2 separate regions of the Homo sapiens genome follow, and region 2 is linked to region 1. A link is an interaction called in ENCODE POLR2A ChIA-PET data of the cell type or tissue named here. Cell type or tissue: A673. All regions are shown on one strand. Links, peaks and the distances in the headings refer to the core of each region. The heading gives the core; the rest is flanking DNA.

Region 1 (15,324 bases), core at 4,903-12,902:
ATGACGAGTTAACAGGTGCAGCACACCAACATGGCACATGTATACATATGTAACAAACCTGCACGTTGTGCACATGTACCCTAGAACTTAAAGTATAATAATAAAAAAATGGTTAAAAAAATACTTCTAATATGATATTCTACATTTGAACCTCTCAGATCATGTCTCAGCTCCATTTTTCCCCCAGGAGACCTCCTTTCTGGAAGCCTCCCACCCCAGCCTCCCAAGTAGTTGGGACTACAGATGCATGCCACCATGCCCAGCTAATTTTTGAATTTTTTGTGGAGACAGGGATTTGCCATGCTGCTCAGGCTGGCCTCAAGCTCCTGGGCTCAAGTGATCCGCTCACCTTGGCTTCCCAAAGTGCTGGGATTACAGGTGTGAGCCACCATGCCTAGCCTGGAAGCTTCTGTTCGGTTCCAATCTGGGGAATTTTCTCCCTGTACGTAGCTACTGCCCAGAGACTTCTCTTGACTGATGTCCTGGGCATTCCCTTTGCTTGCCTTCAGCGTTGAACCCTATATCTTCCTCTTTCGTAGTTTATCCTCTTGTTTTGGTAAAGCACATTCTCTAATAGTGTCCTGAGACATGGTACATAGAGATACTTTTTTTGAGATCAGGATGTCTAAAAATGTATTTTTGTACAGCAGCATTTTATTGAAGGTTTGGCTGGATATAGAGTATGGTAACAGTACTCTACAAATTGTGAAAATACTTCCCCTTTGTCTTCTATGGGCAATGTTGCTATTGGGAAGTATGATGCTTTTTTTTTTTTTTTGAGACAGAGTTTCACTCTTGTTGCCCAGGCTGGAGTGCAATGGCGCGATCTTGGCTCACTGCAACCTCCGCCTCCCAGGTTCAAGCGATTCTCCGGCTTCAGCCTCCCGAGTAGCTGGAATTACAGGCATGAGCCACCATGCCCGGCTAATTTTGTATTTTTAGTAGAGATGGAGTTTCTCCATGTTGGTCAAGCTGGTCTCAAACTCCCAACCTCAGGTGATCCACCCGCCTCGGCCTCCCAAAGTGCTGGGATTACAGGAGTGACCCACCGCCTGGCCAGTATGATGCTATTTTGATTTCTGATTCTTTGTATAAGATTTTTTTTTCTTTCTAAAAGTTTTTGGATTTTTTTTAATCCCTAAAAATCTGAATTTCCTGAGGCTATGCTTTGGTGAAAATCTTATTTTCTTTATTTTTCCGGGCATTTAGTAGACTTTTCCAACCTTAGGAAATCTATGTTCTTCAATTCTTGGAAATATTCCTGTAATTTTTAAAAAAATCATTTTCTCACTTGTATTTAATGTGTTTTTTTGCAACTTCTATTGGTTGGATGTTGGACCTCCTGAAATGATATTCTAGTTTTCTTATATGTCTCTACTATTTTATGTTTCTTTGTCTTTTTTGTGACTTTTTTTTTTTTTTTTTAAGACAGAGTCTCACTCTGTTGCCCAGGGTGGAGTACAGTGGCGCGATCTGGATCACTGCAACCTCCACTTCCAGGCTCAAGCGATCCTCCTACCTCAGCCTCCTGAGTAGCTGGGCCCACAGGTGCACGCCACCGTGCCTGGCTAATTTTTGTATTTTTAGTAGAGATGGAGGTCTTGCCATGTTGCCCAAGCTGGTCTCAAACTCCTGGGCTCAAGTGATCCTCCTGCCTGGGCCTCCCAAAGTGCTGGGATTACAGGCATGAGCCACCGCTCTCAGCCTTTTTTTCTGACTTCTAAGAGATTTCCTTGATTTAGCTTTTAACCCCTATTAATTTCCTATTGCTGCTAAAACAAATTGCCCCATAAAAAGGGAACACTTATACACTGCTGGTGGGAATGTAAACTAGTATAACCTCTATGCAAAACAGTATGGAGATTTCTTTTTTCTTTTCTTTTCTTTTTTTTTTTTGAGACAGGAGTCTCACTCTGTCACCCATGCTGGAGTGTAGTGGCGCTATCTTGGCTCACTGCAATCCCCACCTCCCTGGTTCAAGGAATTCCCCTGCCTCAGCCTCCCGAGTAGCTGGGATTACAGGCACACGCCACCATACCCAGCTAATTGTTTTGTATTTTTAGTAGAGACGGGGTTTCACCATGTTGGCCAGACTGGTCTCGAACTCCTGACCTCAGGCAGCCCTCCTGCCTCGGCCTCCCAAAGTGCTGGGATTACAAGCATGAACCACCACACCCAGTCATGGAATACTACTCAGCCATAAAAAGAACAAAATAATGTATTTTGCAGCAACTTGGATGGAGCTGGAGGACATTATTCTAAGTCAAGTATCTGAGGAATGGAAAACCAAATACTGTATGTTCTCACTTAGAAGTGGGAGCTAAGCTGTGGATATGCAAACGCATGCAGAGTGATATCATGGACTATGGACACTCAGGAGGGGAGGGTGGAAGGGAGGTGAGTGATAAAAAACTGCATATCAGGTACAATGTACACTACTCAGGTGATGTGTGCACTAAAATCCCAGACTTCACCACTTTACAATTCATCCATGTAGCCAGAAATCACTTGTACCTTAAAAGCTATTCCAATTAAAAACATTTTTTTAATTAAAAAAATGGCTGGATATGGTGGCTCACACCTATAATATCAACACTTTCGGAGGCCAAGGTGGGAGGACTGCTTGAGCTCAGGAGGTCGAGACCATCCTGGGTAACGTAGCGAGACCTCGTCTCTACTTTAAAAAAAAAAAAAAATTACCAGTTGTGGTGGCTCGCACCTGTAATCCCAGCTGTTTGCGAGGCTGAGATGGGAGGACTGCTTGAGCCTGGGAGGTCAAGACTGCAGTAGGCTGGGCGTGGTGGCTCACGCCTGTAATCCCAACACTTCAGGAGGCCGAGGCGGGTGGGTCACGAGGTCAGGGGTTCGAGACCAGCCTGACCAACATGGTGAAACCCTGTCTCTACTAAAAATACAAAAATTAGCTGGGCATGGTGGCAGTCGCCTGTAATCCCAGCTACTTAGGAGGCTAAGGCAGGAGAATTGCTTGAATCCGGGAGGCGGACGTTGCAGTGAGTCGAGATCGCGCCACTGCACTCCAGCCTGGGTGACAGAGCAAGACTCCATCTCAAAAAAAAAAAAAAAAAAAAGACTGCAGTAGGCTGAGATTATGCCACTGCGCTCCAGTTTGGGCAACAGAGCAAGACCTTATTTCAAAACAAAAGCAAAAACATCAAAAAAAATTAGCCAAGTGTGGTGGTGCATGCCTGTGTTCCCAGCTACTCAGGAGTCTGAGGTGGGAGAATTGCTTGAGCCTGGGAGGTCGAGGCTGCAGTGAGCCGAGATTGAGCCATTGCACTCCAGCCTGGGCAACACAGTGAGACCCTGTCTCAAAAAAAAAATTTAAAAACAAATTACCACAAATTTAGTGGCTTAAAACAACACAAATTGGCCGGGCACAGTGGCTCACGCCTGTAATCCCAGCACTTTGGGAGGCCGAGGTGGGTGGATCATTTAAGGTCAGGAGTTCAAGACCACCCTGGCCAACATCGTCAAATCCTGCCTCTACTAAAAATACAAAAATTAGCCGGGCGTGATGGCAGAAGCCTGTAGTCCCAGCTACTTGGGAGGTTGAGGCAGGAGAATCACTCAAACCCAGGAGGCGGAGGTTGCAGTGAGCCGAGATTGCGCCACTGTGCTCCAGCCTGGGTGACAAAGCGAGACTCTGTCTCAAACAAACAAACAAACAAACAAACACAAGAAACCTCACAAATTTATTATCTTACAATTCTGGAAGCAGGACTGCATTTTTTTTCTGGAGGCTCTAGGGGAGAATCTATTTCTTTGCCTTTACCAGGTTTTAGAAGCAGCCTGCATTCCTTGGCTCATGGCCTTTTCCTCCACCTCCAAAGCCAGCAGCACAGCATCTTCAAATTTCAATCTCTTTGACGCTGACCTTTCTTCCTGCCTCCCTCATAAGGATCTTTGTGATTACATATCCAGATAATTCAGAACAATCTCGCTTCACTATCCCAAGTTCCTTAATAACATCTGGAAAGTCTTTTTGCCACATAATAACATATTTACAAATTCTAGGGATTAGGATGTGGACATCTCTAGAGGGCCATAATTCTCTCTGTCACAAACTCTTTTGCCAATCTGTTATTTTATTTATTTATTTATTTATTTATTTATTTATTTATTTTTGAGACGGAGTCTTGCTCTGTGGCCCAGGCTGGAGTGCTGTGGTACCATCTCGGCTCACTGCAAGCTCCGCCTCCCGGGTTCATGGCATTCTCCTGCCTCAGCCTCCAGAGTAGCTGGGACTACAGGCGCCTGCCACTATGCCCGGCTAATTTTTTGTATTTTTAGTAGAGACGGGGTTTCACTGTGTTAGCCAGGATGGTCTCGATCTCCTGACCTCGTGATCCTCCCGTCTCAGCCTCCCAAAGTGCTGGGATTACAGGCATGAGCCACCGCGCCCGGCCTATTTTATTTATTTTGAGACAGATTCTCACTCTGTTGTCGAGGCTGGAGTGCAGTGGCGCAATCTCGGCTCACTGCAGTCTTGAACTCCTGGGCTCAAGTGATCCTCCTGCCTCAGCCTCTCAAGTAGCTGAGACTATAGGAATGCATTACCATGGCTGGCTGGCTAATTGTTTTTATTTTTTTGTTGTTGTTTTCTTTTTTGAGATGGAGTCTCACTCCATCGCCCAGGCTGGAGTTCAGTGGCGTGATCTCGGCTCACTGCAACCCCTGCCTCCCAGGTTCAAGGGATTCTCATGCCTCAGCCTCCTAAGTAGCTGGAACCTCAGGTGTTGCCACCATGCCTGGCTAATTTTTGTATTTTTAGTAGAGCTGGGGTTTCACCATGTTGTCCAGGCTGGTCTTGAACTCCTGAACTCAAGTGATCTGCCCTCCTTGGCCTCCCAAAGTGCTGGGATTACAGGCATGAGCCACTGTGCCTGGCCTGTTTTTATTTTGTAATAGTATGTTGCCCAGGCTTGTCTTGAACTCCTGGCCTCAAGTGATCCTCCCTCCTCAGTCTCCCAAAGTGCTGGGATTACAGACATGAACCATCGCACCTGGCCTGGTCAGGTATATTTTTATCTCTCAATTAAGATTTGTCTGTTGTTTTTCTCATGATTAGACTAGGGTAATATGTTTTTGGAAGATCGTAGAGAGAAAGAGCCATTCTCATCACATCACATCATGTCAAGGATACGTACTATCAAGTGACTTATCGCTGGCGTGAGGTAGTTCGTCAGGTTTCTCCACTTAAAAAGTTACTTTATTTTCTTCCTTTTTACTGCCTTCTTTGGAAGAAAGTCACCATGCACAGCCCCCACTTAGGGAATGGTGAGTTATGGCCCCTCCTTAAAGACTCTCATTCGCTTTTTGTCTTAAAGATCTAACAAGTTATATCTACTAGTTTGAATTTCTGTTTTTTGGTCTCCACATTCTATTCCTGCAATTTTAAACTTTCTTCTACTGATCCTTTTTCAAGATCCTTTTTTTCAGCCTGTAAACATGCTTAAATCTCTTTCATCTCAAAATGAAACATAAAACCCACCAAAGACTCTAATTCCCTTTCTGGAAGGTGATTCTGGAGAATCATCCATTCTCACTCTGCCTTTCGTAGCCCCAGGCTTTAAAAGAATGGTGGCCATTTCAATGTCCTCATCGGCCACTCAGTCTTCAATCATAGCATTCGTATCTCTGTCCTTCCCACTCTTCTGAAACGGCTTTGGTAGGGAAGACAAGTGACTTCCATTGCCACACCCAATGGACTCTTTTTCAGTTTTTCTTACATGTAATATCTCTACACCACTGAGACTATTGAACACTTCTTTCTTTAGATACCTCTTTCCCCTTGACTTCCAAATCACCTCTCTCTGCTGCTCCTGCTCACTGTTTTTTGTCCACTCCTTTTCTTCTTTCGGTTCCATCAATGTCAGTCTTGCTCAGGGTTTGTTCTTGGCCTTCTTTTCGCTTCTCATTCTATACTCTCCTGAGGTAATCTAATCTACTCCCAAGAGTTCAATAACTACTTTGCTGGTGGCTCCCAGATCTATATTTCAAATTCACACATCTCTTTTTGTATTAGTTTCTTAGGGCTACTGTAACAAACTGCTACAAACTTGGCTTAAAACAGCAGAAATGTATTCTCTCACAGTTCTGTAGGCCAGAAGTCTTAAATCAAGGGTGGTTCCTTGACTTAAGGAGAAAGTTAAGGCAGAAACTGTCCCAGACCTCCCTCCTTTCTTCTGGTGGTTGCCAGCAATGCCTAGTACTCCTTGGCTTGTAGAGGCATCATTCTAATCTCTGCCTCTGTCTTTACATAGCACTCTTTATGTGTTTCACTGTGTTTTTTTTTTAATTATTATTATTGTTTTGAGATGGAGTCTTGCTCTGTCACCCAGGCTGGAGTGCAGTGGCACAATCTTGGCTCACTGCAACCTCTACTGCCTGGGTTCAAGCGATTCTAATGCCTCAGCCTCCCAAGTAGCCGGGATTATAGGCACGCACCACCACACCTGGCTAATTTTTGTATTTTTAGTAGAGATGGGGTTTCACCATGTTGGATAGGCTGGTCTTGAACTCCTGACCTCAAGGAATCCGCCCGCCTTGGCCTCCCAAAGTGCTGGGATTACAGGTGTGAGCTACTGTGCCCGGCCTTCACTGTGTCTTTACATGGTCTTCTCATAAGGACACCAGTCATTGTATTTGGTGCCTAGTCTAATCCAGTATGAACTCATCTCAATTTACCTTATTTCATCTGCAAAGACCTGGTTTCCAAGTAAGGTCATAAACAGAGGTTCCAGGTGGACCTGCATTCTGGGGAGATACTATTCAACACAGTATACTCTTTAACTACCTTTCAGACATCTCTAGTTAGATGACTTCCAACAGATTCCCTGAACCCAACACAGCCAAGCTGTTCAGATGATCTCCACTAGTGTCCCTAACCCCATCCTGATCTTCCTTTGATGTTCCCCATCTCAGAGATGGTACCACTCAAGCCAGAAGTCTAGGATCAATCTTGACACTTCTCTCTTTCTCACCACCATATCTAACTTTTGGCTGAATCTTGCTAATTCTACCTCCCTAATAGTCCTATATGGCTCCACTTCTCCATATCCATTGTATCATTTACTATAAGTTTGGCTGCAAGTCATAGAAAACCGAATGCAAAGTGGCATAGCCAATAAGAAAATTATTTAGTTCGCCGGGCGCGGTGGCTCATGCCTGTAATCCCAGCACTTTGGGAGGCCGAGGCAGACAAATCACGAGGTCAGGAAATCGAGACCATCCTGGCTAACACGGTGAAACCCCGTCTCTACTGAAAAACAAGAAAAAAAATTAGCCGGGCGTGGTGGCGGGCACCTGTAGTACCAGCTACTCGGGAGGCTGAGGCAGGATAATGGCGTGAACCTGGGAGGAGGAGCTTGCAGTGAGCCGAGATTGCACCACCACACTCCAGCCTGGGCGACAGAGCGAGACTCCGTCTCAAAAAAAAAAAAAATTATTTAGTTCACTTAACAAAAAATACACAGTAAGGTAAGCCTCAGGCTTGTTGATTCAGTGATGTTTCCATGACTCGGGTTTTTTCCATCTCCGTCCTACTGAATTCATTGTTGACTTCATCCTAAGGCTGACTGCTTTCATCATTGTTGGGTGTTTTCCAGTAGCAATTGGGGCTGTATTCTTCATTGTTCATATCCATGGTGGGGGAGCAGAGGGGGAGTTTCCTGAGGTTTTCTATTTTTTTTTTTTTCTTGGACAAGGTCTCGCCATGTCAACCAAGCTGGAGTGCAGTGGCCTGAAAGCTGGAGTGCAGTGGCGTGATCACAGCTCACTGTAGCCTTGACCTCCTGGGCTCAAGCAGATCCTCCTACCTCAGCTTCCCAAGTAGCTGAGACCACAGGAGTGTGCTACCATGCCTAGCTAATGTTTTATTTTTTTGTAGAGACCAGGTTTCACTGTGTTGCCCAGGTTGGTCACGAACTCCTGGTCTCAAGTGATCTGCCCACCTCAGTCTCCCAAAGCACTGGGATTATAGGACTGAGCCACCGCTCCCAGCTCCTGTGTGTTTCGAAAGAGCAAGGAAGGGGTGGGTGTGGTGGCTCACACCTGTAATCCCAGCACTTTGGGAGGCTGAGGTGGGTGGATCACTTCAGGTCAGGAGTTCAAGACCAGCCTGGCCAACATGGTGAAACCCTGTCTCTACTAAAAATACAAAAATTAGCTTGGTGTGGTGGCACGTGCCTGTAATCCCAGCTACTTGGGCGGCTGAGGCAGGAGAATTGCTTGAACCCGGGAGGCGGAGGTTGCAGTGAGCTGAGATCACACCACTGCACTCTAGCCTGGCGATACAGTGAGACTCCGTCTAAAAAAACAAAACAAACAAACAAACAAACAAACAAAAAACAAAAAAAGTACATGTAGGCCGGGCGCGGTGGCTCATGCCTGTAATCCCAGCACTTTGGGAGGTGGAGACAGGTGGATCACCTGAGGACAGGAGTTTGAGACCAGCCCGGCCAATGTAGTGAAACCTCATCTCTACTAAAAAATACAAAAATTAACCGGGTGTGGTGGCGCATGCCTGTAGTCCCAGCTACTCGGGAGGCTGAGGCAGGAGAATCACTTGAACCTGGGAAACGGAGGTTGCAGTGAGCCAAGATCATACCACTGCACTCTAGCCTGGGCAACAGAGTGAGACTCCTCTCAAAAAAAAAAAAAGTACATGTACATTGTATATGATGTATATGACTCATAAAATCTGCAAATCAGGGCAGGTGCAGTGGCTCACGCTTGTAATCCCAGCACTTTGGGAGGCCAAGGTGGGCAGATCACGAGGTCAGGAGATTGAGACCATTCTGGCTAACACGGTGAAACCCCATCTCTACTAAAAACACACAAAAAATTAGCCGGGCATGGTGGCGGGTGCCTATAGTCCCAGCTACTTGGGAAGCTGAGGCAGGAGAATGGCGTGAACCCAGGAGATGGAGCTTGCAGTGAGCCAAAATTGCGCCACTGCACTCCAGCCTGGGTGACAGAGTGAGACTCTGTCTAAAAAAAAAAAATCTGCAAATCACTTTCTCCCTTCAACATATTTTTGAAATCTGTCCATATGTATACATGTAGATCATGTTGACTCAATTTATGAGCTGTGTAGTACTCCACAGCATGAATATGCTACAATTTACAATCTTACTTTGTATCTCTCTTTTTTCATTATTTTCTTCTTTCTTTTCTCCCTCCCTCCCCCGCCTCCACCCCCACCCCAACCTCTTTCTTTTCTTTTCTTTTCTTCTTCTTTTTTTTTTGAGACAGACTCTAGCTCTGTTGCCCAGGCTGGAGTGCAATGGCGCGATCTCAGCTCACTGCAACCTCTGCCTCCCGGGTTCAAGGGATTCTCCTGCCTCAGCTTCCCGAGTAGTTGGAATCACAGGCACTGGCCACCACGCCCTACTAATTTTTTTTGTATTTTTAGTAGATAAATGGTTTCACCATGTTGGCCAGGCTGGTCTTGAACTCCTGACCTAGGGTGATCCTCCCACTTTGGCCTCCCAAAGTGCTGGGATTACAGACGTGAGCCACCGCACCCGATCTCTTTTCTTCTTAAGAGACAGGTTATAGTTATGTTGCTCAGGCTGATCTCAAACTCCTGGCTCAAGCAATCCTCCCAGTGTGGCCTCTCAAAGTGCTGGGATTACAGGCGTGAGCCACTGCACCTGACCTTTTTCATCATTTTTTGTGCTTCTTGCCCTCTATTCCTGCCTTTTGCTGTTGTTTCTTTTTATTCTCTTTTTTTTCCCCTCCAATAATTTGAAAGGTATACATTCTATTTCTAGTATTTGTAAATTTACACTTTCATTTTAAATGTTTTCAGTTTCTCTACTCTTCTGAACAAGATAGAGATGGGAACTTTCCATTCCCATCTTCTACGTTAATATTTGGTTTGGTTGTTTATTTTATTGTTTTAGTGGTCAATACTTATTTAGATGTACCAATTTATATATTTACCATTTCTTCTTGTATTTCACTCCTTCCTTCTGGATTTGTAAAGACAATAAAGATAGATACTGAAATAATCTTTTAGTAGTTCTTTCAGCAAATATCTATAAGTAATAAACTTTCTTAATATTTATGTGTCTGAAAACAACTTTATTTCAGCCTTACTTTTGAATGTAAGTATAGCTAGAAATAAGATTCTTGGTTGGTAGTTATTTCCCTCAACACTTTGATGACATGTCATTGTCTTCTGGAAACTCCTGCAATGACATGAAATCCCCTATCAGTCTGTTTCTTGTTCTGATGTAGGTATCTGTTCTCTTTAGTAGCCTTTAAGATTTTCTATCTCCCTTGATGTTCTGCAATCCCACAGGAATGTGTTAGATATAGACTTGCTTTTATTTATCCTACTCAGGACTTCTGCTTCTTCAGCTGGCAAACTCCTGTCTTTCTTCAGTTCAGGAAACTTCCCCCATTACCTCTTTGTCTGCTGCCTTCCCTCCACTGTTGTGATTTTTCTCCTTCTGAATTCCTGTTTTGGAGCTTCTCATGCTATACACCATGTCTTTCATTCTGTCTTTCTTATTTTCTATCTCTTTACCACTTCCTGAATGATTTCCTCATGTTTGTTCTAATTCATTAATTCACTGTATAGCAGGATCTAGTTAACTGTTTACTAAGTTTTGTTTAGCTGGATGTAGTAATGCACACATGTAATCTCAGCTACTCAGGAGGCTGAGGTGGGAGGATCTCTTGAGCTTGGTAGTACAAGGGTGCAGTGAGCCATGATCACACCACTGCACTCCAACCAGGCAACAGAACGAGACCCTTTTTTTTTTTTTTTTTTTTCTTGAGACAGGGTCTCGCTCTGTTGCTGGGACTGCAGTGCAGTGGCACAACTTCTGGTTACTGCAACCTCGACCTCCCAAGCTCAAGAGATCCTCCCACCTCAGCCTCCCAAGTAGCTGGGACCACAGGTGTGCACCCACGCCGAGCTCATTTTTGTATGTTTTTTTTTTTTTTTTTTTTTTGAGACGGAGTCTCGCTCTGTCGCCCAGGCTGGAGTGCAGTGGCGCGATCTCGGCTCACTGCAAGCTCCGCCTCCCAGGTTCACGCCATTCTCTTGCCTCAGCCTCCCGAGTAGCTGGGACTACAGGTGCCCGCCACCACGCCCAGCTAATTTTTTGTATTTTTACTAGAGATGGGGTTTCACCGTGTTAGCCAGGATGGTCTCGATCTCCTGACCTCGTGATCCGCCCGCCTCGGCCTCCCAAAGTGCTGGGATTACAGGCGTGAGCCACCACGCCCGGCCACATTTTTGTATGTTTTGTAGAGATGGGGTTTCACCATGTTGCCCAAGCTGGTCTTGAACTCCTGGGCTCAAGCAATTTGCCCCCCTCGGTCTCCCAAAGTGCCAGGATTACAGACGTGATCCACCACGCCTGGCAACCCCGTCTCTTAAAATAAAATAAAATATAAAAGAAATATGTTTAAAATGTTCAAATATTTAAAGGAAGAAGTAGAATGTATATGATGAGAGTGAGATATTATGAGGGAAAAGGTGGGTTTGAAAATACGATGAGAGGCCGGGTGCAGTGACTCACGCCTGTAATCTCAGCACTTTGGGAGGCCAAGGTGGGCGGATCACGAGGTCAGGAGATCGAGACCATCCTGGCTAACACGGTGAAACCCCGTCTCTTCTAAAAATACAGAAAATTAGCCGGGCGCGGTGGCGGGTGCCTGTAGTCCCAGCTACTCGGGAGGCTGAGGCAGGAGAATGGCGTGAACCCGGGAGGTGGAGTTTGCAGCGATCCGAGATAGCGCCACTGCAGTCCGGCCTGGGCGAAAGAGCGAGACTCCGTCTCAAAAAAAAAAAAGAAGAAAGAAGAAAGAAAATACAGTGAGACTGAGATATTATGGGAGGAAAGGTGGGTTTGAAAAAGAACTAAAATTTTAGAAATATAAATCGTATAGACATTTAGGTTTTTTCCTTTTTTTTTTTTTTTTTTTTTTTTGAGACAGAATCTCACTCTGTTGCCCAAGCTAGAGTGCAGTGATGCGATCTTGGCTCACTGCAGCCTCAGCCTCCCGGGTAGCTGGGATTACAGGCATGTGCCACCACTCTTGCCTAATTTTTCTATTTTTAGTAGAGACAAGGTTTCACCATGTTAGTCAGGCTGGTCTCGAACTCCTGACCTCAGGTGATCTACCCACCTCAGCCTCCCAAAGTGCTAGGATTACAGGCGTGAGCCACCACACCCAGCCCAGGTTTTTTTTGTTTGTTTTTTTAACAAAACTTTTATCTAATTTTTTTTTTTCTTTTTGGCCTGGCATGTTGACTCACACCTGTAATCCTCACACTTTGGGAGGCCAAGGCGGGCAGATTACTTGAGGTCAGGGGTTCGAGATCAGCCTGTTCACCAACATGGTGAAACCCCGTATCTACTAAAAACACAAAAATTAGCCGGGTGTGGTGGCAGGCGCCTGTAGTCCCAGCTACTCGGGAGGCTGAGGCAGGAGAAGGCATGAACCCGGGAGGCAGAGGTTGCAGTGAGTCAAGATGGTGCCACTACACTCCAGTCTGGATGACAGCAAGATGCCGTATCAAAAAAAAAAAAAAAAAAAGGGCCAAGTGTGGTGGCTTACGCCTGTAATCCCAGCACTTTGGGAGGCTGAGGCGGGTGGATCACAAGGTCAAGAGATCGAGACCATCCTGGCCAACATGGTGAAACCCCGTTTCTACTAAAAATATAAAAGTTAGCTGGGTGTGGTGGTGGATGCCTGTAATCCCAGCTACTTGGGAGGCTGAGGCAGGAGAATCACTTGAACCTAGGAGGTGGGGGTTGCAGTGAGCTGGGATCACACCACTGCACTCTGGCCTGGTGACAGAGCAAGACTCCGTCTCAAAAAACAAAAAAGTTTTTTTTTTCTTTTTGAAATAGAGATAGGCTCTCACTTTGTTGCCCAGACTGGTCTAAAACTCCTGTCCTCACGCAATCCTGCTACCTCAGCCTTCCAAAATATTGGGATTACAGGTGTGAGCCACTGCACCCAGTCTGAAACACATTTCTTTTAAATTAGCATTTGTGTTTCATGAATTGAAACATTTTTTTCAAACTGTCCTTTTATCTGTGATTTCTGGTGCACACATTTTCTGATTCCTTGCATCTGCCATCTGTTTATGATGGCATTTGTTTCTTCATTCATTTCCTCAGGGAGCAGGGTCTTTCTCATTCTCTAGGTTTTGGACGAACTCCTGTGAGGCTATTTTGTATTTCTCTATGCAAGTATTTTATGCAGTTTCACTGCCTGTGGGTGATTTTTACTAATTTCTTGCCCTGGGTTTCTCAAACAGCAAGTCTGGTGTGTACTCAGGTGCCACCCCTCTGATTGACACAGTGTTGGAGGGGTGATTTTTTCACCCACAGGCTCTAGGCAGACACCTAGCTCTTTGCTCTGGTGCAGTTTTTCTGGAACCTGTTTTTATCTACAAGACAACTCTTTTGTTCTTGACTTTTAGCAGGAAACCTGGTTGCAGCTCATGGGCCTGAGGCCACATCTCCCATCCCCAGAGGGCATTAAATTTCTGATTCTGATACCCTGGGGGACTCTGGGCTTATGATAAGTGAGGCCTGGGTGTGTTCTGTGATTGGTCATGAGGGACTCACGGAGAGTTTTTAGGTAAACTTTTAATTAAAATCTAACTTTTCATTGAAATCTATGAATCCATACTATAGAAAAGTGCACAAATCATAAGCAATCAGTCTGATTAGTTTTTATAAAGTCCAGACACTTTGTATAACTGCCACACAGATCATGATATAGAACATTATTGGCAATCCCCTCCCTGAAACCCCTTTAGCCCCCCTCTAATCACCACTCTGCACCTAAAGGCAATTAGTATTCCAGTTTCTAATGGCATTTCATTTCAACCATTTGGTACTTTATATAAATGAAATCATACGGTATGGACTCTTCAGTGTCTGGCTTCTTTTGTCATTATATTTGTGAAATTTACTCATGTTACTGCATGTAGTGTTCTAGTCTATGAAAATACCACAATTTAAAAATGTAGCTGGAGCCGGGCGTGGTGGCTCACGCCTGTAATCCCAGCACTTTGAGAGGCCGAGGCAGGCGGATCACTTGAATTCAGGAGTTCAAGACCAGCCTGGCCAACATGGTAAAATCCCGTGTCTACTAAAATATAAAAATTAGCTGGGCAGGGTGGTGTGCGCCTGTAATCCCACCTACTCAGAAGGCTGAGTCAGGAGAATTGCATGAACTTGGGAGGTGGAGGTTGCAGTAAGCCGAGACTGCCATTACACTGCAGCCTGAGCGACAAGAGTGAAACTCTGTCTCAAATAAAATAAAATAAAATAAAATAAAATAAAATAAAATAAAATAAAAATAAAATAAAAAATAAACATCTAGGCCGGGCGCCATATCTCATGCCTGTAATCCCGGCACTTTGGGAGGCCAAGGCGGACCGATTACTTGAGGTCAGGAGTTCAAGACCAGCCTGGCCAACATGGTGAAACTCCGTCTCTACTAAAATACAAAAGTTAGCCAGGCGTAGTGGCGGGCACCTGTAATCCCAGCTACTCAGGAGGCTGAGGCAGGACAATTGCTTGAACCCGGGAGGCGGAGGTTGCAGTGAGCCGAGATTTTGCCTTTGTACTCCAGCCTGGGAAACAAGAGCGAAACTTCATCTCAACAAAACAAACAAACAAACACACACAAAAACTTATTGTAGTGTTGATAGACACTTAGATATTTCCCCACTTGGAGGCTGTTATAAATAGTATTGCTATAAACATGCTTGTTTATGTTTTCTGGGTAACATATGTAAACATTTCTTTTGGGAATATACCTAAGAATAAATTGCTGGGCCATAAATATGTTCAGTTTTAGCAGACACTATCAAACAATTTTTCAAAGTTGTACTAGCTTGCAATCCCACCAACAGTGTGGAATAGTTTAGATGTCTATGCATCACATATTAGAGGATTCAAAACTGGAGGAAATCTTGTCTCTCAACTACAGTGGATCAAGAGTTTTTTCTTTTTTTTAGATGGGGTCTTGGTCTGTCACCCAGGCAGGAGTGGCTCACTGCTGCCTCCAACTACAGGGCTCAAGTGATCCTCCTGCGACAGCTTCCTGTATAGCTGGGACTACCGGTTCATGACACCATGTCTGGCTAATTTTTTTTTTATTTGGAGAGACAGGGGTCTCACTATGTTGTCTGGGCTAGTCTCCAACTCCTGGCCTCAAGTGATTCTCCCACCTTGGCTTCCCAAAGTGCTGGGATTACAGGAGTGAGCTACTGTGCCTGGCCTCAAGAATTATTCGTGTTCCTTTTTTTTTTTT
Region 2 (15,324 bases), core at 4,418-12,417, 290 kb after region 1:
GACGGACCGCCCGGGAGCTCCGAGTGTGCACACACGCCGTTTGTATGTGTGTGCAGCAAATCCAAGCTCTGCTGGCTCCCCCCAAGACGGACGAGGCAGAAAAGCGCAGTCGGAAGCCTGAGAAGGAGCCCCGGAGAAGCGGCAGGGCCACCAACCACGACAGCTGCGATAGCTGCAAGGAAGGTGGAGATCTCCTGTGCTGCGACCACTGCCCGGCTGCCTTCCACCTCCAGTGCTGGTAAGGTCTGGGGACCCTTTTGGAGCTTCTTGGCGGACCCTTCTCTGCGCATTCCTTCACCCGGCCTGCCCCTGACTGCCGAAATAACGGGCGCTTGCAGCCGCTAGCTGACTTTCTGCAGCTGCCGGGGCGAGCACCTCCCCGCCCCCAGGTGTCCGCCGGGTTCTGGCAGTTTAGCGGGGAGGAGCAGCGGTGGGTCCGGACCCCGAGGTGGGGGTTGGGACGAGTGAAGAGAACCCCATATGGGATTGGAAGTCGCTGGGGAGCCGGGACAGAGCCGGCCGGGGACAGCCGGCAGTGGCGGGGGAGGAAGGGGAGGAGCTCCGGGCCCAGTGCCGCTTGCCTGCCCGCGCGCCCGCTGCCCTCGGGGCTCCTGCCCGGCCGGGATCTCCTCGGGGTGGGTGCGTGGAGCCCTCGGCCACCTGAGTTGCCCTGGTCCAGACCCCGGCAACCGGGCGCTTGTGGCTGTAGAAAAAATCGTGGAGGGTGTCTCTCGAGTCCGCCTCTTCTTTGCCTCTCTGTTTACAATATGGCGACCTGCCTTTAAATTATATTTTTATTCTCAGCGCCATTTTGGCTGCATATATGATTTGCAAACGTCTCTCGGGGGAACGGTGGGGACAGCCCCAGAGTCCTTTCTGCAGAAGCTCCTCGGGGGCCCCGTCTGGGATCTCGCCGCTTTGATCCCCTTTCTCTGCCTCCGCTTGCCCCCTGTTGCCTCTCAGAGCTGCCTTCCTTCCTCCTCCCTCTTCCCTCCTCCCTCCCGGCGCCGCTGCCTCTTAGGAAATCGGGCCGGGTTAGACAATTAAAATTGCCCTTGGGCGCCGATTTCATTTCTCCGCTCCGGATCGGCGAGCCCTTCGCTGCAAAATTCTTTGCTGCCAGAGGGAGGATTGTGTGCGGTGGCACTAGAAAGGCATTTTTAAGGAGCTGAGAGCTGGAAAGCCGTACGCTTTTTCCCCCTTACTGGACATGAGAGGAGGGGAGAGACCGAACCGAGAGGGAGGGACCTGAGTTGATCGCCCGCTGCGTGATCCTCCTCAGCGGCTCAGCCCAGGACAATCCGGCAAAGAAGAGTTTAAACTCCATCTTCTGCCGGCCGAAATCACCTCTGCCCTCCACAAAAATCCCACATCTGCGGCAGCAAACCCAGATTTCGTCTTGTTCTACTGGGTCTCGTTCTGTTGTTCTGCAACAGTTGACTGAGGCAGGGGTTTGAGAGAGGAGCCAGACTGGAGAGAGGAAAAGGGGGCTGTTCTGTGTTCCCACCAGTTGTTTGATGTTGCCTTTTTTAGCCCTCTTTTTATTTTGTTTTAAGTGAAATTTCACCGAAGGTCTCTCAACAGTTCCATTCACGTTCCATCTCTCGGTTTGTGGAGTAGTGTCTACTGTATATTTGTACTAATTGCAGGTTTGGGAACACTTATTAGACAGATGACTGATACTGAGCAAATTAAGTTTATGGTCAGAAGTTATGTAGGAAACTCCCATTACCATTCCCAAGATACTTTTGCCCAGGAGGGCACCCCATCCCAGCTTGTAAAATTGCTGGGACAAAAATGATTATCGTAGAGGAAGTTTTGCTGCTGGCTTTAAAATTTTTATTATGAAGTGACTAAGGGTCTGTGGTTTTTAGCCTTTACTTCCTATAAGGTGTAATCCACCTGGAGAAGATATTTCTGGTCACATTTCTTTTGCTATTCTTAGGAGAAATTTGTGCCTGAATATACGTTGTGTTGCTTACCAGTTATTCCCAGTTGCTTACATTTTTTTAGTGTGTTTGTTTGGTATGTATACCAGGACTGAGTTGTAGACTTCTTGATTTAAAATGTGGGCTTACGTCCTACTCCTAGGATGAAATTGGTGTTAACCATGATTGCTGACATGCATGTTGAGTGAGAATTTGATAAGCTCTCTTATTTGATAAAGCTGAAATTGTTTATTAGAAACCTCAGGCATGGGAAAAGTGTGCTGTCTGTTTTGCCTGAGATTGGGCTTTTAAACTCTAAAACCTAACCTCTGAATTTTTTAATTAGACGAGTCTAAAGTCTTGTCAAGTTGTAACAATTAACAGTTTCCACTTTAGATGAAAGGAGAAAGAAGGAGGGACTCTTTAGCTGTTGGTGAGATTCAGACTTGCCCAGACTGTGCATTTCATTGAAATTTTTTTTTTTTTTGAGGCATTGAATGGGAACTGGTAATCAGAGATTTGTGAATGTGTAAATGAAGTAGTGCTTGTTTCACATCTCCAATTCTCCCTTTGAAGATGTCAATACTGAATGTACCATTGACTTATCTGAGTTATTATCTAAATCACAAAGCATTGTAGATATTGGTGCAAAGGCAGGAAGTCTTTTAAGTAGGTATTCCCTAGACGAATTTCATTTAGTGAGGCTTATCTCACTTTTCTGCGTCTGAAGCCACACTCTTTCCACCAAGAGTGAAGTTTTTTTTGTTGTTGTTTTTTGTTTGTTTGTTTTTTTCTGAGACAGGCGTCTTCGCTTTGTCACCCAGGCTGGAGTGCAGTGGTGCAATCTCGGCTTATTGCAACCTCCACCTCCCAGGTTCAACGGATTCTTCTGCCTCAGCCTCCCAAGTAGCTGGGATTATAGGTGCCCGCCACCACACCCAGCTAATTTTTGTATTTTTAGTAGAGACAGGGTTTCACCACGTTGGCCAGGCTGGAGAGTGAAGTATTTTATTAACTCAATCAGAGTAGTTAGATCAAGTATTTAATGTCTCAGAACATTTTTATTCTTGAATGTGTTTTCATGAATTTGTCCCAGCCGGGTGCTGTGGCTCACGCCTGTAATCCCAGCACTTTGGGAGGCCGAGGAGGGTGGATCACGAGGTCAGGAGTTCGAGACCAGCCTGGCCAACATAGTGAAACTCCGTCTCTACTAAAAATACAAAATTAGCCGGGTGTGGTGGCACGAGCCTGTAGTTCCAGCTACTCAGGAGGCTGAGGCAGGAGAATCACTTGAACCCAGGCAGCAGAGGTTGTAGTGAGCCGAGATCACACTACTGCACCCCAGCCTAGGTGACAGAGTAAGACCCCATCTCAGGAGAAAAAAAAAAAATTGTCCTATTACTGCTTAATTTTATCATGTGAGAGTAAGGTTATATTTCCTCTGGCTTCCCTTTTAAACTGGCTAAGACTGAATTATTTAGGTAGGCATGATAATGATAATTTTCCTTCCATACGGAAAGTACAAGAGTAAGGTTGAAGCCGAGTATGGTGGCTCATGCCTGTAATCCCAGCACTTAAAGGGGCCAAGGTGGGAGGATCGCCTGAGGCCAGGAGTTCAAGACCAGTCTAGGCAACATAGCAAGACTCCATCTCTACAAAATTTAAAGAAAAAGTGAAATTTAAATTTTGCAAATGCTGTAGGTCTTAATTGCAGTGCTGCTGTGGTTCTCTATCCAAAGCTCTGTGGGATAAGTCTTTTTTCAGTCTCTAGTATTCCTTGCCAGTCTGCCTCACTGTGAACGGAATCCAGTACAAGTGTTCCAAAAGTGGTTCTAGGCAAACTTTACCTCCCGGGCTTGGTAACACAGCTATAAACCACAGGAGATCTTTCTAAGATAAATAGTAAGGAAATGACTAGTCAAATAAGCTGTTTTAATTGTTGTCTTTTCTCAGGAGACAATGCTTTGTATGAGGCACGTCATCTCTTCCCAGTTAGACTGGGAACCTATTTCTGGGTTTTCTGTAATGATTCTCTGGAATGAATTGTCTTGTGCTCAGTACCGTGACCTCACCAAAGAATTAAGGTTGAAGAACTGATGTCTTTTTGATTAAGTGATAGTGTAATCATTTTATCCAAGTTTAACTGGTTTATCAATTATTCAGAGTGATAGTAGGGGTTACTAAACCTGTCCCTAGAGAATTGGAAAGAGATGTGTGTGTGGTGTTTTTGTTTTTGTTTTTCTGAGACGGAGTCTTGCTCTGTCACCGAGGCTGGAGTGCAGTAGCGCAATCTCAGCTCACTGCAACGCCTCCCGGGCTCAAGCAATTCTCCTTTCTCAGCCTTCTGAGTAGCTGGGATTACAGGCGCACGCCACCAGGCCTGGCTAATTTTCTTGTATTTTTAGTAGAGACAGGGTTTCACCGTGTTGGTCAGGCTGGTCTCGAACTCCTGACCTCATGATCCACCCGCCTCGGCCTCCCAAAGAGCTGGGATTACAGGTGTGAGCCACCACACCCGGCCATGGAGGGAGATATGTTTTTAAGTGTCCCTTGGTGAATCTGACTTCATCATAATTATCATGCCATGAGTTGAGCTTTCTGAAAGGTCTCTGGACTGATCCCAAAAAATCTGTTAAAAATTAGAATAACCAGTACAGCTTTACTTTTCACTGACCCATCTTTCTGTTTGAGATTGGTAGGATTGTTGTCATTGACAGAGTGAATACCATGGGGCATCAGTAATCAGGATGATAAAACTGACTGGTTTCCTGTGATTACCTTCTTATGGCATTTTGCTCCAAACAGACTGAGGGACCAAAATGGTCTGATAGAGAAGTGCATCTACCTCGGCAGACCTCAGCATGGTCCCTTCCCGTCAGACAGATTTCTGTAGCATTTGCCTCCGCGTGTTATATTTGGAATTGTTGGCCAGCTTTCCTCTCTCTGGTGTTGGCAGCGAGATCCAAAATGAGGTTTTCGAAGAATGAGAGTAAAAAGGTCTCTGTGCACAGGCAAAACTAAGCTCAGCTTGGAGTTTTGCATATTTTCAGTGAGTCGTAACAAAGGTTTCACACATAGAATAGAAAACTGCCTTGCAGAAAATGTTTGATGTTTGAAGTGGGGTTGTTTGTTTGTTTTTGGATACAGGGTCTCCAAGGCTTGATCCTAGCTCCCTGCAGCCTCAAACTCTGGGCTCAAGTGATCCTCCCACCTAAGCCTCCCAAGTAGTGGGACCACAGGAACATTCCACCATGCTGGGCTAATTTTTTAAATGTTTTTGTAGAAATAGGGTCTCACTATGCTGCCCAGGCACGTCAAGCAGTCCTCTCACCTTGGCCTCACAAAGTGTTGAGATTATAGGAGTGAGCTGTCATGCCCAACCTGTTTGAACTTTTAAGGAGGTGGTTTTTCTGATTTTGTTGTGTTTAGCTCCTCATTAGAATAGTATCAGGCAAGTGATAGATTAAAATATATTAACTTTAACATTATCTTGTCAGCATGTTGTTTTTGACATTGTAAGTGCTTAGAAGCCTAGCACTGACGAACTGGAGGTGACAACGTCTAGATTCCTTCCCCTCGCCCGGCCCCATCAATAGTAAAATGATTCTACAGTAAACAAACCTAATTTGGTTTTATGTTTATTTTATTTATTTATTTATTTGTTTTGCATTTTCTGTGTTGAATTAGAATCTAGGTATGTCGTATTGTCTTTGTTTTTTTTCTTTTTTGAGACAGAGTCTCACTCTGTTGCCCAGGCTAGAGTGCATTGGTGTGATCTCAGTTCACTGCAATCTCCGCCTTCCAGGTTCAAGTGATTCTCCTGCCTTACGTGTCATGTTGTCTTACTGGTCCACCTAAATATGGAAGATACGGTAATGTTCAATTTTAACTCAGGTTCAGATGCATGCTTCTTAATGTAGGGCTTAGGGGCTAATTGTTATGAAATGAGTGCAAGTGTCAGAAATATTTAAAGTGGAAAAGGAGGTTATACTCTTGAAAGATTACAGTTTTTGTGTAAAGTAAGGCAAGTACTTAGTAGTACTGTTATGGGAAATTTTTCACTTAAGGCCTGTCCCAAAATTAATTGCCATACTCAGTAAAAGGTAGGATGCAGTTGTAATCTCATCAATCTGCTGCTGTTCCTTAAGGCTCACTAAGTACTTTACATATAGCTCCACTAATAATATATTAGGACAGTTTTGGCTTTTGTAAATGACTTGTGTATTTTTAATAGATATAAAGGTTCAAAGGAATATTTAGGTACTGCTTTCATTTGAATCTGGAGATGGGATTCATGTTGGTCTGTTGTAAGTTCTTGGTATGTTCTTGGTAAGTTCAAGTATGCCTCCAGGAGTATTTTTGAAAGCTAAATCAGTAATGTTCAATAAATTGTCTAATCTTAATTTAAATGGAATTCAACTAGTCACTATGAATGTGTTGAATAAAACACTGGTTTTTGCTAACCTGAGTGAAAGTACAAGTGATACCTAAAATTACTCAGAGGAGCTCAGTGAATCTTTCCAAGGTTCATCCTGGTTGTAGCATTTATCAATACTTACATTGCTTTTTAATGGCTAAACAATATTCCATTGTATGGATGACATTTTATTTATTAGTTCATTAGTTGATAGACACTTGGGTAGTTTCTACTTTTTGGTGTTGTAAATAATGTTGTGAACATTTGGGTGCCAGTTTTCTTTGTTGTTGGTTTTGGTTTTGTTTGTTTGTTTGTTTGTTTATTTTTTGAGACAGAGTCTAGCTTCGTTGCCTAGGCTGAAATGCAGTGGAGTGATCTCAGCTCACTGCAGCGTCCACCTCCCAGGTTCAAGCGATTCTCCTGCCTCAGCCTCCCGGGTAGCTGGGATTACAGATGTCCGCCACCACGCCCGACTAATTTTTGTAATTTTAGTAGAAACGGGGTTTCACCATGTTGGTCAGACTGGTCTCATACTCCTGACCTCAAGTGATCCACCCACCTCAGCCTCCTAAAATGCTGGGATTACAGGTGTGAGCCACCGTGCCAGCCAGGGTGCAAGTTTTTATGTGCAAGTTTTCATTTCTCTTGGATATACACCTAGAGGCAGAATTGCTGGGTCGTATGGTAACTCTTAACCTTTGGAGGAACTGCCTGTTTTCCAAAGAAGCTGCATTATTTTACTTTCCTACCAGTAGTGTAGGAGGGTTCTAATTTCTCCACTTCCTTGACAACACTTGTTATTTTCTGCCTTCTTGATTAAAGCCATCCTAGTGAGCGTGAAGTAGTATCACATTATGGTTTTGAATCAGATTTCCCTGAAGGCTAGTGATGTTAAACTTTTTTTCATGTGGTTATTGGTCATTTGTGTATTTACTTAGAGATCTCTATTAAGATTTTTGTCTATTTTTAATTGAGTTGTTTGGTTTTTTAATTGAGTTATGAGAGTTCTTTATATGTTGTAAATATAAGTTCCTTGTCGCATATATGATTTACAAGTATTCTTCCATTTTGTGGGTTGTCTTTACACTTCCCCCATCTTTTATTTATTTATTTATTTATTTTATTTTACTTATTATTTTTTTGGGACAGAGTCTCCCTCTGTCGCCGAGGCTGGAGTACAGTGGTGTGATCTCAGCTCACTGCAACCTTCACCTCCCAGGTTCAAGTGGTTCTCCTGCCTCAGCCTCCCAAGTAGCTGGGATTACAGGCGCCTGCCACCACACCCAGCTAATTTTTGTATTTTTTGTTGAGACGGGGTTTCACCATGTTGGTCAGGCTGGTCTCAAACTCCTGACCTCGTGATCTGCCCGCCTCGGCCTCGCAAAGTGCTGGGATTACAGGTGTGAGCCACCGCACCTGGCCTATTTATTTATTTTTAGAGGCAGAGTCTTGCTATGTCTCCCAGGCTGGAGGGCAGTGGCACAGTCATAACTCACAGTAACCTTGAACTCCTAGTCTCAAGCAATCCTCCACCTCAGCCTCCTGAGTAGCTGGGACTACAGGCATTTGCCACTACACCCGGCTAATTTTTTCCTTTTTTTGTAGAGATAGGGTCTCACTGTGTTACCCAGGCTGTTCTCGAACTCCTGTCCTGGCCTCAACCGATCCTCCTGCCTCAGCCTCTATTTTTTATTTTTTAGTCTTAACCTAGCAAAAGATGGTTGATTTAAGCACACTTTAATATCTATGCCTATATTAGCTCTGTAATGTCAGTAAATTAAGAGTTTCTTCCGTGAGCTCCAGTTAGGATGGTACATCCCAGTGAAGAGAACCTTACGATGTGATTTGGTATGTTGTTGTTTCAACTTTTCTGCATGTCCTTTCCTAGCAAAGAAGTCTAAAGCTGTATTGTTGCCTTAGAGGAAGTACAAAAAATCCACCATCTGCCTTTAGATAGGATGCTCACCTGTCACCCACTAGCCACAACAGAAAATGTCTGTGTTTGAGCACTTCTCATACTTGGAGGACCCTAGTTTAAGAAAGAAGATGTTGGCTGAGGGCAGTGGCTCACACCTGTAATCCCAGCACTTTGGGGAGCCGAGGCAGGTGGATCACTTGAGGTCAGGAGTTCGAGACCAGCCTGACCAACATGGTGAAACCCCATCTCTACTAAAAATACAAAATTAGCTGGGCGTGGTGATGCACGCTACTTGGGAGTCCCAAGTACTTGGGAGGCTGAGGCAGGAGAATCGCTTGAACCCGGGAGGTGGAGGTTGCAGTGATCACGCCATTGCACTCTAGCCTGGGCACCAAGAGTGAAACTCCATCTCAAAAAAAAAAGATTTTAATTGTCTCAGTTTTATTGGTTGTGGTGGAAATAACTTCAGGTCAATTAAAATGTGCTGTCTTTTGAGCCCAGTTAACAAGAACAAAAAGTTGTTTGTATATTACAGCAAACTCACCTGTGTATTTGTATCTTTATATAAGCCCAGATAACAGTAAATAAAGAGAGCGCAGAGAATATTTACTGGACAGTTTTATATGGCTCATAAAAAGAAACCATCTGCTTTGATCCTCCCAAGAGGATTTTTGCTACCTAAAAATGCAGCTGTCCTGCTTCTTGAACAGAAATGGGTACATCTTTTCTCCCACAAGAAGAGTAATAGAAAATAGATTAATACTCTGGGCTTTTGATAATGGGTAAGCATACTGAAATCCATCTCTCAACTTTCTTGTCCCAACCCCAACACAGGGACAATTCCTTGGGTATGCAGTTAAGTAGGCCACCCTGATAAAAGATTCCGTTTGGGTTTATGGTAGCCCTTATATATTAATGCAGCACAAGCTCCTGGAAATGCATTCAAGTTTTAAGGTCCAGCGTTTTAAGTCACCAGAACAGGAAAAAAAAAAAAAAAAAAGTCTGTTTTCCCCCCTCCACTGGGCTCCTCCTTTGACTTAGAGGCCCCAGGGAGTACAACATGGCCAGCTGCATTGCCATTCAATGAGTGACACTTAGAAGAGAACCTCTGCATAATGCGTGCCTCCCAAGAGAATACAGGACAGGAGCACGGCTGTACCCCTGCCAGTTTCCTGAAAGAGGAGGACATTGTATTCAGTGCAAGTCCTAGACCAAATTTCAGAAAGCCACTTTGGTATTGCAGATTTGTCACCATGCCCAGGACGCATGCACAGGTCACTAGCTGACTGCTTTTCCCAGGACTTGAGAGCAGTTAAGAAGAATGAGAATGTGACTCCTTTTTCTGCCTGCCATTTCCAGATATCAAAATCCTTATCCTTTAAGCCTAAGGTTATTCCTAAACCTAAGTCTCAGCAAATAAGAACAAAGATGAGGTTTTAGCACATTTTGTGTGAGGCAAAAGCTGAGGCATACAATAGACACTAATAAAAGGAGGAATCCATGAGTTGACCCATCAGCAGGAAGGAACTTGACTACTACATAGAGCTGTTGTGGAATTCACAATAAGTAAATTACATGTGCACCTTGCAGATTGATGCAATTTTCAAAGTAATGAAAAACTTGACTTGCTCACTCAGAGAGTGAGTCCCTTTTGCTCTGCTGCCTACTTTCCCTTTTGCTACAATCGTACTACATAAATGCTCACTAAACTACTTAAAAGCCGGAGGCTGACCCATTTCCTCTTCTCACTGCCGTGTAATTCCTAGTGGTATTACAGATGAGAGACATGCAAAGGTAAACAGTAGTTGGGGAACAAAAATGATATCTGGGTTATTCCAAGTGGATGATACCTTTGTTAACACAGACACAAGGTGAAAATTTCTTTTCCCCTAATTACATTTGCTTTCTTTTAAGTTAGTGACTTTGGTGTTTAATTTTTGCCTCTCCCCTGTTTTCTGACAAATTTTATGGGATATCTCCCAAGAAATGTTTCTCAGCCTTGACAGGACAAAAGACATACAGAGTAACAGCAGGGCAGGGAGCAACTCCGTGCCTGAATGTAGCGTCAGTCTTTCCTACTGATCTGGGCTCTCTGCGTGAGGCTCGTTTTGAAATAAGCTTGAGTGAGCAAAAGAGGACTCTCTGCAGGGTTTGAATTTAACGGTAGCCCAAAGACATCACTTTACCTCCAAGCCAGGCAGGGATAGGGGAACCTCTCAGAATTACTAGCAAGCTTGAGTTCCAGGTGGACCCCTGTTTGTGGCAGCACAAGCATCTTTTTTACTCAGCTATGGTCCTCAGAGGGATGTTGAATATTATTTTTCTCCTGTCTGCATTTGTGCAGAGAACAGAGCAGAGAAACTAATGAAATGCACAGAGCTTCAAGTGAATTTAAAGAAGCCTCTGCATTATGAAATAAGGCAATGATGACCTACTCTTGCTTTTCTTTCCACTACCCCTAGGCTCCTGTGATCAGCTGAGTGCTCGTTAATTCCCACGTTCACTAAACCATCATAGTTCTGCTGATTCTCAGCTTTAGAGGGAAACTCTACAGTGAACTTTTTCAATTAGCAGTCATCAATTACTGGTCAGAATACATTATAATTGTGAAAATTATGCTCCATTAATCTCATTAAATGTGCCTAAACCTGTAACTTGTCATAGTTCGATACATAGGTTGGCTATATTTAACTTTCCCTGATCTTATTTGCCATTTTTTGCAAAAGCATCATCTAAAATGTAGAGAGAGTTGTCAGTAATTTTGGCTTTTTAATAAACATTGTTTTGCTTTGTCATTTTTGTTTTGCTGTATCCCTCCTTTGTGGTCCTTGTTGTTTTGCCTGGCATGGGTGACACTTAGCCATTTTAACTTAGCAAACTGTCATACCAAAGGAAATGCCTAATTCTGTGATATCAGGCATCTGACTGCAGGCTACAGTTTGTTGGTGTTGAAGTAAGCTGTATGTTAAGAAAAGTATCTCCATTTTATTTGTTATAGCAAATAACGCATGTCCAAGGTTTGTATGCTTGCTGCCTTTCTTTGAGGGCTTTCCTGAGTGCTCACCGTTTGTGTGTACACATGCAGACCTTTAGGGTGATCATTCTTTGGTTAGGGACCATCTGAAAGAAAAGTGGACCAAAGGGGAAAATCATGGCTCTGGAGAAGTATGTTCAACTCATAAATAGGTCACTGGTGGGTATAACTGGAAGGCTTTGGAAGCCCAAGTCAGCACTTAGCTGTGGCATCAAACCATGACAGCACAGTTTGACAGCATGCCCAGGAGATTACTTCAGTCCTGTAGGGTGGGGAGCTTTGATGTTTATGAGTGGAATTGGGGGATGGGAGAGGGTAAGGGTAAAAGTAGGGGGGTATAATCCCTGTGCTGGCATGGCCCAAATAGTATTATTCTCACTTTTTCCTGTTTCTATAGACCCTGTCAGGGGAGGGTAAATTAAACCAAAGTCCCTCCTTAGGAAAAAGCAGCTGGGTCTTAAGTAGAAACCTGCTCTCAGGCTGGGTGCGGTGGCTCACACCTGTAATCCTAGCACTTTGGGAAGCTGAGGTGGACGGATCACAAGGTCAGGAGTTCAAGACCAGCCTGACCAACATGGTGAAACCCCGTCTCTACTAAAAATACAAAAATTAGCCGGGTGTGGTGGTGCCTGCCTGTAATCCCAGCCGCTCAGGAGGCTGAGGCAGGAGAATCAGTTGAACCGGGAGGCGGAGGTTGCAGTGAGCTGAGATGGTGCCATTGCACTCCAACCTGGATGACAGAGTGAGACTCCATCTCAAAAAGAAAGAAAGAAACCTGCTCTCTTGATTTTGTTGGGTTTTAAATACATTGTTAGTATTTTTTGTTTTCTGAGCCTTTATAGAATTTTAGGTACAATATATATAAACTGTAAACTGGCCCACATTCCTGAGCTGTGTCTGCAAGAAGTGTGTCACCTGGCTATTTCCTTTTTCTTGATAGTCTGTTAAAATTTGGCAATAGAATAGTACCCAGCTTTCCATACCTCTGAGACTCTTCCAGAATACAGAGTTGGCAGTTGTTGGTTCTTCCTTCCAATGGAATGTTCCCAAGAGTGTGAGAAAATTACCGTTGAGGCCAGAATTTTGTCCCTTTTCCAAAACAGGTGGGCTCTAGCATCAATCATGAGGTGAATTAATGAAGGCCCTTTTTAAAATGTTTGCACCCCAGCCCATCTTTCTTTGTAGAGAAGCCAGAATTGCAAGAATAGCCAAACCAGGCTAGTGATAGATCAGGCCCTTGAGACTGAGGCTCAGCTTGTAGAAAAGTTAGCAGAGGCAAACACCTGGTATAACTGTCAGTGCTCTACCCTCCCTGCTTCCTTTTTTCCCTGTACTAACTAGTAACACTCGTATCCAGGTGTCCTTTACCGGGAAGATGCCACCAGCCAGCTCTACATAGAAGGCGATAAAACTTGGGGGCACAGTCAGCCAGTTTAAAAGGATTGTTTGCCTGTGGAAGTGACGCAACTAGCTAAGTTTCTCAATGGGGCATTTGTAATGTTCTGGCACTTCATTTGTTTCCTTGTTAACACTCTCACTGAGGCTTTGCATGAGAAACCCAACAGTCCTTGTACCTTTTTATGTACTTTGTGGCATTAGTGGTGTTTGAGTCAGTAGCCAGGATGAAGGAGGATAAGGGATTAAGGTTGAGGGACCCTATGAATTTTCTCCTTCCATCTCTTTAATATCCTTCAATATAGCTATCTTCCTGCAAAAGACAGGCCATACTTGAAGAGAAAAGCTGATGCCCACACAAGTGTCCAGAGGAAGCTAGCTATTTCTGCTGACATTTACATTTCATTAAATGTTGTTCCCTCAAGGCATGCACTTTAAAATTTGGGTGTATTAATGCAACTTTTAATTTAAATTAAAATTTAAATTAAACTTTACCCAGCACCACTTAGCTTTTCCAGGACATAAGTTTGTTTTCGTTTATAAAAGGCTGGTTCTCTGTGCTCATGGCTCCCTTTATAGAGCAAAATGGCTGCTAGGAGGCTGAGACATGATTGTGGTCCTTTCAGTGATCACCTTCACTCCCCATTTTGGCTAGTATCAACACATTTTCTGAGCTGGATGAGGGCCGCAGGGCCAGTCTGAGGGAGAGTAGGCTAGTTCTGAGCATGTATTTATGTTTTGCAGTTTGTCTTACACAGTGAGACTAAATATAATTGCAGGATTTTTATCTGGTAGTGGTCCTCAGATGGATGGATGAGCCCCGTGAACTGTGAAATTAAAAATCAAAACTGCTCAGTCCTATTGTTTGCTTGCTGAACACCTCTTCCCCCACCAAAAAAAAGGGTGGGGAGGCATACAGATGATGATAGGGGCAGTGAACTCTTTCTTTTTAGTCCAACTGATGTTTTATTTTGACTGAAACTGAAACTGCTATAGATGGCTAGAGAGCTTCTGATTCCTGAAGAATTACGGGTTCTGACAAGAAAGACCCTACCAGTTCATGTGACTGACCTCTTTTGGAAGAGAACCTGCTTAGTAGGCTGTTGGTGTATTGTATATGGATATGCTATTTACATAGTGTTCCTGTTAAGTATTTGTATTAAATAGAATTATTTTGTTAATCCAGAAAGAGAAAATGGAGTGTACTTTTTCTTAAATATTTTTCATCTACTTGCTTTCTCTCCCTCTACCTCTCGCCTCTTCCCTTTGTTCTCTTATTCCCCCATCCCCCGCTCTCCCCTCCAATTCCAGACTGAGAAACTGCTTGTTCTGGATGGATAATTAACATGGTGCTGTGGAGCAACAGGTCCCACTGGTAGCGACTAAATCTGAAGTAAATGTTAATGTCGTGCAGGTTCACATGTATTAATAGGCGAGGGAGATGAGTGAGGTTAGACTCAGATCAACCACACTGGTATATGACTTGAAATAGATCCTCTTAATTAGAGCGCCAAGAACCATGACAACTACCAACATCTTCTACTTGCAGTGTTGAGCTGCAGCCTTATTAGTGAATGCAAGGCATTCTAAATTAAAACTGAACTTTAACCTCGGGCTGAGAGTTGGGATCATCTGGCTCTGGGCTTCGATTTGAATCTTTGAAACAGAAATCTGTCAGTATAGGCATTACAGTTAGCTGAGGGATGTATGTTTGTGGTTTTCTCCTTGATGACTCCAGAAATAGACTGATCTAGATAACCTTCTCAGCAGTAGAGATGGGCCATTTGGATTTGTTTATGGGAGTCTAGGTATGTTGGAGTCATGCTGAAGAGGTTGGCTTTAGGAATTGGTTTGTATGTTAATATTACTCTTAACACTTTGTAGGCCCTCTAGGCCTCACAGAGAGCCACACCAAACTGAGAAACATACCCTCCAATTGAATGTACAGTCTCTGAAGATTTAGGGCTTTACTGTTATGAACAGCTTTATAACTAACAGCATGTCTTTAAGATCAGGTAGTGGTTAAAATAGTGAGCTGGGGCCAGGAGTGGTGGCTCACACCTGTAATCCCAACACTTTGGGAGGCTGAGGAGGGCGGATCACTTGAGGTCAGGAGTTCAAGACCAGCCTGGCCAACGTGGTGAAACCCCATCTCTACTAAAAAGACAAAAATTAGCCCAGTGTGGTGGTGCATGCCTGTAATCCCAGCTACTCAGGAGGCTGAGGCACAACAATCTCTTGAACCCGGGAGACAGAGGCTACAATGAGCTGAGATCGCACCACTGCATTCCAGCCTGGGCGACAGAGTGAGGCTCCATCTCAAAATAAAAAAATAAAATAAATAAAATAAAATAGTGAGTTGTAAAAGCAGTGAACGGTCGCTTTCTGGCCAGGAATTGTAGGCCAGGGCCTTTTAACAAATGATCTGGTAGGAAATTTATCAACAGCAGTGAAAATGGGAAGATACTCTGCAAGAGCTCTGTCTTCATAGGGCACTGTCATCTCTGCCTATGGAAAAGAATGCATGTCTCATAGCAATGCAGGCTATGCTCTTTTGAAGCCAGAAAATAAAGTAGAGGTCCTTGGCTTGTTGGCTAAAAAGCTACCAGTTTTCCAAGACAAGCCAGTTCAG

The links. ChIA-PET counts read pairs that join two places held together with the same protein. Peaks named below come from ENCODE experiments on the same cell type or tissue, not always from the same donor. Only the 100,000 strongest peaks of a DNase experiment are listed, where the experiment ranks them.
Region 2: POLR2A ChIA-PET joins it to region 1 with 18 read pairs; 2 of 35 experiments call an interaction of 5 or more read pairs at or near these places.

Annotation. Positions count from the first base shown.
Region 1 is chr17:29,220,564-29,235,887 of GRCh38, reverse strand. No RefSeq gene overlaps it. Among named protein-coding and RNA genes, the nearest start is that of CRYBA1, 19 kb to the left of the region's middle. In A673, for the core only: no CTCF peak of the experiment used is centred there; no DNase peak of the experiment used is centred there.
Region 2 is chr17:28,934,979-28,950,302 of GRCh38, reverse strand. It overlaps PHF12 (PHD finger protein 12), which reads left to right. Exons shown (of 15, transcript NM_001033561.2): 2 at 57-238. It overlaps LOC101927018 (a long non-coding RNA gene), which reads right to left. Exons shown (of 2, transcript NR_110803.1): 2 at 5,554-5,782. Among named protein-coding and RNA genes, the nearest start is that of PHF12, 8.9 kb to the left of the region's middle. RefSeq lists a silencer at 494-753 and enhancers at 284-903, 984-1,083, 904-1,524. In A673, for the core only: no CTCF peak of the experiment used is centred there; a DNase peak (open chromatin) is centred at 9,382; H3K27ac peaks cover 1,192 bases.